Regions from separate parts of the Homo sapiens genome. Here region 1 is linked to region 2. Evidence: chromatin contacts called from ENCODE Hi-C or POLR2A ChIA-PET data. All regions are on one chromosome and are shown on one strand. The core of a region is the stretch at or near the end of the contact, and the rest is flanking DNA. Distances in the headings are between cores, read along the strand shown.

Region 1 (4,602 bases), core at 1,762-4,261, 3.1 Mb after region 2:
ACAGGCTGGCCTGTGATGTCTCCATGACCCCATGGCCTGCAACCGGTCACTTGTCCACTCAGCTCTGGCCCTGGCCTCCCTGCAGTTTCTTCATCTGGCCAGACACACTCCACTCTGGTTTGGCCCTCGCTGAGGCTCAGACTGGAACAGTTTCCCCCAATTATCCACAATGATTATTTTACGTCCTTCAGGCCTTCACTCAATCCTCACCTTCTCTGACAACCCTATTTAAAATAGCAACTCTTTCCCCAAACTTGCTGTCATCCACCCATCCTTCTGTATACCCATCTCTGCTTCATTTTCCTTCATGGAACTTACCACCATCTAACATGATATACATTTTACTTGTTTATATGTTTATGGTCCATCTTTCCCCAACAAAATATAAGCTCCATGGGTTAGGGAGTTTGTGTGTTTGGTTTACTGCTGAATCCCCAGAAACAGACCCAGAGAAGTGCACAACTCATTGTAGGTGCTCAATAAGTATCTGTTGAATAAGTAGATGGACAGATGGACGGATGAATTTGACGGGGACCTGGGGAAGGTTTATGGCGAATGTTACACCAGAAGCGAATCTCAAAGGGTCTGTCCAGGCAAAGAAAGGGCATTTTGAAAACAGGATGTAGCTCATGTGTGATCCTGCGTAAATCACATTACCATTTTCTCTTCTGTAATACGAAGCTAACGCATAGTATTTGCAAGTCTATGATGAGCCATGAAACTGAAAATGGACTTTGGGTGAGCTAAACTGAGCCAGTAGTGGGGCAGGCTGAAACAACATGGGAAGAGACAAGAGGAAGTTGCCTTTCTCCACAGCCAGCAGATTGAGTTATGACCAGCAGACAGATACTGGGGAAGCCCAGCCCTGTGAGGTGGGAGCTGGTGGGTCAGCTTGATCTCCTGGTTCAACAAGGAGTGTTTCTGTTCCAGGGCAAGGCAAAACCCCAAGCGCTCTATAAAACTGCAGCCTGTGAATCACTGATTCACCAAGCAAGCCAAAATGTTTGCATCTCTCCGAGTCTTGGTTTTGCTCTCTATAAAATAAAAAGCACAACTTCTTCTTCCATCGAATGACACATCTGGAAGTATCCAGAAAACTGTCTGGCACTTTGGGAATACATGGTCAAAGTTTGTTAAGTAGAAATACCATATACTATTTGCATGAAATTTACATTAAGGTAGGGCGTGCCATGGGACTCCATTCTGGAAAAAGGCAAAGAAATCAAGCTATGATCATATTTTCTGAGGCTTAAGAGACTCCAGTCATGGCAGGAAAAAGGATTTTATTTTCTTTAAAAAAAAATAAAATTGTGGCCTGGAAGCAGTGCGAGCTGTGTGGTATGGAAACGTGTAGAAGTTTTAGAGCCAGGCCGACTTCAACCAAATCCTGGTGCCCCATTTTCAGCCCTTTTCAGTCCTATGTCTTAAAGCAAATTTTAAAAAAAACCTTCTTAGCTTCATTGTCTTTATCTTTAAAAAAGAAATGAAAATATCACCTTAGAAGGTGTCTGTGGGATGAAAAAATGTATACAAAAATACTATCCAAATAGTTAGAATTAATAGGTGCTAAATGTATACTGAATAGCATAATTCACTGTTGTTAACATAATTAAAAATTTGGGAATACTATGAAAAATTAAGGGTCATGACTGGACTGGGCAAGCTATAAGTCACTGGTTAGAAAAAAATAACTCACATTCATATACCACAAATAGTGATCACACTGTAGCTATTTTAGTTTCTATGAGCTACTCAATCTATTTCCTGAATCTGAGGTTTAACAGATAAATTTACACAACCTATGACCTTACTAGCAGGTTGAGCATGTAGTGTGAAAGGGAGAAAGAGGGACGAGGCCTTGACACACAGATGTTTTAAAGGGAGAAAAAACAGGAGATATGCACTTAGCACTCCATCCACACCCGTACAAGCTCACTCGCTCGCCCCAAGTGATGAAAGAGGAAACCCCAATTCAGACCCATGGGGAAGAGGGCTCTTTGCTTCAGTAATTGCAGGCCAGAGCTGAACAATCTCCTCTTCCATCTTGAGAATGCCTCTGGGCTTGGGGTGTGGGGCCTAGTGTGTGGGCTTGCCTCACCAACCCAGGAATGGCTTTAGACTTCATCTAGTCAAACATACTTGTTAAAAATGGAGGAACTGAGGCTCAGGGAGGGGAGGAGGCTTACAACAAGTTAGGCAGAAGGTCAGTGGCAGAGCTAGGCTTATACCCAGGGGACTCCTTGGACAGTGCTCACTCCACTGCCCACATGGTCTTCCTGATCCTCCGCAGTTTGGTAAGCAAAACTGCAACAATATTTCACATTCTCTTCTGTTCGTTCTCCCTCACATCCAGTGTCTCAACTCTGCTAAGCCCTGCTTGGGCTTGACCCTAAAGAACTTGAACCTGAAGGAGTTGTAAATGTGCGGCAACTGGAGCACGGCCTGATCACGCAGGGGCTCAGACAGCTGCAGCACAGCTTCTCCTGCTCCCTCCCTTTCTTTTCTCTTTCATAATCTTTTTCCTACTTTCCCCAACTGACTATTACATAAAATTGAATGCATTCTTGGTCTTTTTTTTTTAAACCTGAATTGGGTTTTTCTTTCACTTATTTTTATTTCTAAAGTCGCATATGCAAATGATTTGGGTGTTTTAAAAATGTGTAGCATAAGATTTACAGGGTTCTATGTTTCTGAAGCAGCAGAATTGGATATTTCTCCCTAAGAAATGTAATTCAGTTGCTTTCTGCCAGTTAATGTCAGAATTGCCTTTCTTGGTGGTTACCGGTCCTTGAAAGACAAAAGGTCCCTTGGCTTGCAGGGGCATCTGAGTAGTCAGTTCCACCTGTGAGCTACACAAAGGCCAGGGCAGAGCCTTGTCCAGAGAGTGCCTGGCAGATTCCTGCCCTCTGCAGCTCTTCCTTGGAATGAAAAGGATTCCCCCAATGCACATGTACACGCTTACACATACACCTGTACACATCCACATATTCACCCCCACACACCCACTCACAAACTGCACACACACATACCCACACTCACACATACCTATACACACACAGCTATACACATCCACATATCCACACCCACACACCCACTCACAAGCCACACATAAACACACATATATTCCAACCACACACATCCATTCAAACCACACACATCATACTTATACACTCACAAGTCCAGGCCTCTCTAGTTTCTAAGGGCCAGCCATCCCCAGAGGCACCCTATTCTCCATGTGCGCTGATGTGAACCATATTTACAGCTCCCTAGTGGCTCCAATAGTCTATGCAAACCAAAGGCCTTCAGGATCCTGGAAGTTAAGGTCACTCCTCCGTGGTGGAAGCTACATGGCTATCACTGGTTGTGAGTGGGTGAGACCCTCCTCCAGAAGGACACAGTGGGTCCTCAGAGAGGAGGAGCTGCTGATTTTTAAACATCATCAGATTCTGAAAGAAATGTTAATCTTTTGATCTGGAAAATGTCAGAATTATGATGCATTAATAATAAACTCAAAAGACAAAGACATAAAGAAAGAGAAAACAGGAGAGAAATGCAGAGCAATTGCTGGAATGGCCGTTGCCATTAGGGCCACTGCCAATGGCCATGCTTGGTCAAGCAGCCAGTGAGACCTCGTGAGCGTCAGTGGCGTGAATGGCAGTCGAGTCACCAGGGCCAAAATACATCTGAGGCAACCAGCCAAAGGCACAGAAACACTAGAGCTGTGGAAGAAGTAAAGGAAGACCCGAGAGGGAACCCAGCAGAGAGCACAGGGAAACTTTCTACATCCCTCCAGAGGTCAGCCTGGGGCTGGCAGAAGTTACCAGTACAGCCAGACAGACAGCTCAGTGCTTCCCACTCTCCTCCTCTTTTGACGTCCTAGCCTCCATGTCTTAATTCTCAGAGAGACAAAGGAAGAAGTCATTTACTTAGAAACTCAGTTCCTAGGGGCCAAGGAAGAGAAGTGACAAGCTCAAGCTCACTTTACAACCAAAGAACAGACCCAAAATAAGAACCAAAATGTTCTCACGCTCGGCTGAGGCTTTTCACTTCCCCATGCTCACTCTTTCAGCCCTGGCTCTTCCTCACATGGGCAAAATGATGAGTAAGATTTAAAAATTCCCTCTGCCATCCCCCTCCAAGGCCAAAACCAAAACTTAATTATAAGCCACACTCAATAAAAAATTCCCAGCTTATTTTTACTTCTCAGGAAATTTTTTTTAAAATGACTTTGTCCCAGTGAAATTTGAGAGCCCATGTTTTTTGATGTTTTTTGTTGTTTTTTTTTTTTTGGCTGTTGTTTTGTTTTTGTGCCAAGCATGGTCATTTAATTCAGTTAATTGAGAAAATATAAAAATGGCCACTAATGCTTTTGATAAGCATGAGATGGGCCATGTCACCATACCCTCTAATATCCAAAGGTAGGATATTCACTTGTGTCATCTGGACTTTGCCGACACAGTCAGTTCTTTTAGGCTTTCTGCAAGATCCACAAAACCTTCTTTGAGACTCTTTGCTCAGATGTGCTTCCAAATTCAGAAATGTCTTTTAGAAAGGTAAAGAGTGCATAAGCCATGTATTACATACATGCCCAGCAGGGTCTGG
Region 2 (5,154 bases), core at 2,544-5,043:
CCTGAATATACACTCAAATCAGCAACGTAATAAGTGTTGCTTGTAAACAATTAGGGAAGTAAAGGGAAAGAAGAGGCAGTTCCTGAGTTGTTTACCAAAAATTTACATTAAAATAACATAAGCTATTTATAGGTTGTACATTGTTCTTTGTGTTACAAATTCTAGGAACATGAAGATAATGGGCGAGGCAGCTAGTCAGGGGCACAAGGACTAAACTTTTCCTAGGCATAGTGTGGCATCATATACATACTCATGTCTCTCTGGCCCTGCACACCTTGCAGACTTCAGACTGCTCGGAGCTATTTTCCTTTCCTCATTTCTCCTGTTTATAAAAAATCTTCCCATGGAAGCAGTGATGATCAATCTCTTAGGCCTTCATCCCTTGGCACTGGGAAGGCTCATTCTTGGATAATCCTCAGTCAAGTCATTGATTTCTATAACTGTCATTTCTTGTTAAGTCATCTCCAGTCTTCAGAATTTCATGCTTTTGGTTTTCTCAGAAGAAGAAAAACTGATAAATACATAGTAAAAAACCTGTTTCATTGGGGATTCAGTCCAAATTATTGGAAAATGACAAAAACTCAAAAACAGTGGTCAGGGCTGGAATCTAATAACAGGTATGCTATAATTTTTCTCTGAACCATAATTTTTCTCTCTCCAGTTTCCCATTTACACCTAAGACAAATCTTAGTAGGACCAATTTACTTCCAAAATAAGTTTTAGTGTTGTACTGAGCCTGATTATTTTCAAAAAACACAACAAGAATAGCGATTACCATATAGGCTCTTTTAAATTGGCTTTGCTGAAACTTTCTTAAGGAATTTCAGATTAGGCTTTTATAAGTCTCCAGGCTAGGAAGCCAAGTCAAAGATTCACAATTAGAATGTGCCTGTAATACCTGTACAAATTGAATAAACTTCTCCCTTCTCAAGGTCCCCAAGATATCTTGAGTTTCCTGGGCCTGTTGGATATTGACATTCTTTACTTACTGCAAGGTCAGAATTTTTGAAAGGAACTATGTAGACAAAGTACCAGGTCAATCTCTCTGAGGACTTTTTATTGACTCTATAAAGTCAATCTTAATTTTTTAAAGCAGTCTGATAATATCCAAAAATATGCCATTTTGGTCATAGCCTTAGTATAATAATCAGTGTATCTTATTTTATGGTTACCATAAAATAAGATTATTAATAAATGGATTTTAAATTTTGGAGAAATAAGGTATAGAGAATGTTGTTCACAAATGTTATATTTCACCCAATTCTGTAAGCTATAAACAGCTCAAAAAAGTTTCATTTACTCTGCAAAACAAATATAAAAAGAATCAGCAATGTTTTAAACACAAAGTCCTAAAAAGCATTTCAGTCTTCTTTTTCTATCAGTTCAGTCCCACATAATAAATTCTCATTCTGCTTGATGTTGAGTTAGAAATCTTCATGAACACATCAGTTTATGGGAGTTCTTAAAGTCTTTACTTAGTCTAATAATACAATCTCCAAAGTTATTAGAAACCTGTATTCAAGAGTACTTGTCAGGGTTCATTCTCATGAATTGTCTTAAAAAAAAAAAAAGCAAATTTTGGACTGTTGTCAATTGTAAACCACTTTCTGAGAAGAATCCAAGTAAAACAATAATTTTCTATGAATGACAAAAGACTTAGACTAACCATGGTTAAAAACACAATTGACAAGGAAATTCTGTGGCGAATGACAGTGTAACATAATAACCATATTTGTGTCTGACAACATATGTTAACACATCATAATTTTAGGAATATCATACAATTTTGAAAGACAATAATACAATATATCTCCTCTAGAGATATACTATATTATTTTATTATTATTATTACTACTATTATTTGTGGTATCAAAAATAGTGAAAAAAGGATCAGAAGTGAAAAGAAACAAAAGAATAAGTCTTATAAGAGCCAATTTGGGGGCATGTTAAGCTTTCTAAAAGGCAAATGATGTTTTACATTTTTCTCAGCAAAAATTATGCCAACAAGATAGGAAGTAACCAGAGGGATCAAACACATTTAAAAAGAGTTTCAGTCAACGGAAAAAAATCCCCCAAAACAGGATCCAAAAGAAGAAAATGCAGAAAGCCCCTTTTATTCTTATTTTTAAAATTATAGCCTAAATGTCAGCTTTTAGTTAAGCTGACTTCTGACCATAGAGCTCTAAGAAAGAATCTTTTTAAATTTCTTATTACCAGATTTAATTCAAGACAAACAAACTACTCTGATTCAGTTTGTGTGGTGCAAAAACCAGCTTTTTTTTCCAATTGTGTGCACAAAGAATTATTTTCAACATAGCAAAGGATTCTTATTTTGGTTACTGCTGTTTATGATCGTCCCAGTGAAATGGCCTCATTGTGGAGTAACACCCAAGATCTGTTGTCTCACAGACACAGAAATCTAGGATGCAGATGCATAAAGTGTCAGGTTGAGAGTGGAAGTTTAATAGGCAAAAGAAAGAGAAGAGCTCTCTGTTGCAGACAGGGGTCCAGAAAAATGGGTTGCCGGATCCATGGTGAAATGCAAGGGGTTTTATAGATGCCTGGTGAGGAGGCAGTGTTTGATTTACACAGGGTGTGAAACATTGGTTGGACCAGGTGTGCCACTTGCATAGGTCATGAAAAACTGGTTGGGACTAGATGTGCCGTGTGCATAGGGTATGAATTTCTGGCCACCCCTACCATAATCTTTTATTATGCAGGCGGGTCTTCTGCCTGAGCTGTGCCATGTTGCCCGTTTCTTTACTCTACACATGGTAACAAGAAAAGGGAAGATGGAGCCTCCGTGTTGGACATGCCTGGCCCCCAGGTGGCCCTTTTCTATTGGTGCCTCTGCCAGCATTCGCCCGTGCAAGCTTCCTGCTTGATTATCTATGTTTGCAGCTCTATTTTTCAGGCTGCTCTTTGTTAGAAAAGCAATGATTTGGGGGGCTGCTTTTTGTTAGAAGGGAAGCTCTGCCAAGAACTCTGTTGCCCTCACTATCTGCCTAAATAATTTCTGCCTTCTGTATCACCAGGTTAGGTGGGTCCACTTTCCTAGGCCTTTACAAGAGGATACCCCACGAGTGTTATACATAAATCCAGCTGGTGTTTCTAAAAGGAATACTCTAATTTTGATGCTTGACTTCCCATAATTTAGGAACTTTTCAAAAGTGTCAAGCCTGGGAATGTATTTAGGGTGAAAGTGTAACTTATCTCAGACTGTCTCTAACTTCCAGGGAGCAATAGTGTGCTCAGTGTATGAGGACCAGACTTTCATAGTGTACCTGTTTGGAAGAGCAAAAAGAGGGAACACTTTTCGGTTAGAAACTAACAGGAATTGGTCTCAAATAAAAGGATAGGTCTGAATTTTTAAGCAGAAGAAACAGTTTTAATCTTAAAAGTAGGCCATATAAAACAAAACCATCCGTGTCTAACTGCCAATCCTTTGACCTGAACCTCTGCTGTGAGACAGAGGCAGAAAAACCTTGACCTAAGCCTCCAGTCCTGAGGCAGAGGTGGAAGAACCTTGATCTGAACCTCTCCTGTGAGACACAGCAGCAAAAAGACATTTTCTACAGAGCTCTTTACTTGGAGCTTGTGTCCAAAGACAGAGACCAAAGCCCTCTCTTAAAGAAAAGAGACAGTTTGAAAAACAGCCAAATAAAGTCTATATTTCAACCAAGGAGTGGGAGGTCCTAATTCTGGAGAACTTACCCAGAACACCCAGTGGGACTTCTGAAGATGCAGAGTTCGTGCTGGTATCAAGCACTGCTTTCAGGCAGAAACACCGCACCTGGTGGTGAGAATGAGTCACTCTGAATCCTGCTGACGATGCCAGATATGCCTATCTCAAAGGAACCTGCTGAGCTAAAATTAATCTATTACTAAGCAGAGTTTACTTGGGCCAAGTTTGAGGGCTGCAGCCCAAGAGCATAGATTCTATTTGTCCTGAATATACACTCTGATTAGCAACAGTAACAAGTGGATTTTAAAGGGAAAGAAAGAGTCAGTTCCTGAGGTTTTTACCGAGGATTTACATTAAAATAATATAAGCCATTGATTGGCTCAGCATTGTTCTTTGTATCATAAATTCTAAGAACATGAAGGTATTGAGTGAGGCAGTCAGGAACAAAATGACTTTAAACAATTTCCCCTAGGCATGGGTGTGGGGTGTGAGCATGACTGAATCCCATACCCACGTCTCTCTGGGTCTGCATACTTTGCAGATCTCAGACTGCTCTCAGCTATTTTCCTTTTCTCAAGTTTCACATTCTCAGTGTAGAATATTTTTGTCACAGGCTATTTTATATGTGGACATACAGAATAGGCGAAGGAACTTTTTAATACAATAAAAAATACACACAATGAAACTGGTAGTATGTATTTAACAAAAATCATATGGAAAATTAAGGTCATTTTAATAAATAAGTGACTTTGAGATGGGGGAGGGAATTCATGGGGTCTTATAAAGCCTGTAACATCCTAATGAGTTTGTCGCTTTGTTTTGGTTGCCTAATATCCATAAAACTCTCATAAATTTAAAAATCTATATATTAAAAATGTTTAATGAAGCAAAGGATGCAGAAAAGATTTTATTCTGTTACAGTCAGAAAAAGATGTCTTAGGCAGCTCAGGCTGCTATATCAAATACCATAGACTGGGTAGTTTAAACAACAATAATTTCATTTCTCACAGTTCTGGAGGTTAGAAGTCCAAGATGAACTCTGGAGGTTAGAAGCCCAGCAGGATCAGATTCTCTTCCTGGATTCTATCTGGCTGCCTTTTCATTGTCCTTACATGGTGGAGACAGTGATCAAGCTCTCTGGTGTCTCTTCTTATAAGGGCAACAATCTCATCATTAGGGCCCCACCCTTACAACCTCATCTACCAAAGGCTCTATCTCTGAATACTATCACATTTGGGGATTACAGCATCAACATATACATTTTTAGTGGACATAATTGAGTCCATAGTAGAGTGGCAATTTTAATTAAGCAAAAAATGCAGAGGAGACTATCTGTTACACTCAAAAAAGGGATTAATCCAGCATTCACTCCACAACAAACACAAAGTATGAAAAGTTGATGAATAAAGCATCCACACGTGAAAATTTTCAGTTTTCTTTTTTAAAGTTAAATGTAAAATCAGAAGTGA

The links. Hi-C counts contacts between places; a loop is a spot of excess contacts on that map. ChIA-PET counts read pairs that join two places held with the same protein, here RNA polymerase II (POLR2A). Pooled maps may share reads with other maps.
Region 1: a loop to region 2 is called in a map with no recorded cell type, with 9 times the contacts of the local background. The contact joins two enhancer-like sites. A Hi-C loop is called at or near these places in 2 of 37 single-sample maps with no recorded cell type and 2 of 50 pooled maps. POLR2A ChIA-PET finds 5 or more read pairs at or near these places in 1 of 52 experiments (H1).

The regions. Positions count from the first base shown.
Region 1 is chr2:16,653,205-16,657,806 of GRCh38, forward strand. The region is part of intron 1 of CYRIA (CYFIP related Rac1 interactor A); the gene reads right to left. Among named protein-coding and RNA genes, the nearest start is that of CYRIA, 10 kb to the right of the region's middle. Within about 2 kb of position 3,012, at least 22 of the 41 ENCODE cell types and tissues checked have a DNase peak (open chromatin) inside an H3K27ac peak, as active enhancers do.
Region 2 is chr2:13,519,563-13,524,716 of GRCh38, forward strand. It overlaps LOC105373485 (a long non-coding RNA gene), which reads right to left. Exons shown (of 2, transcript XR_922814.3): 2 at 1-3,793. Among named protein-coding and RNA genes, the nearest start is that of MIR3125, 780 kb to the left of the region's middle. RefSeq lists enhancers at 3,021-4,220, 3,600-3,969. Within about 2 kb of position 3,794, at least 3 of the 41 ENCODE cell types and tissues checked have a DNase peak (open chromatin) inside an H3K27ac peak, as active enhancers do.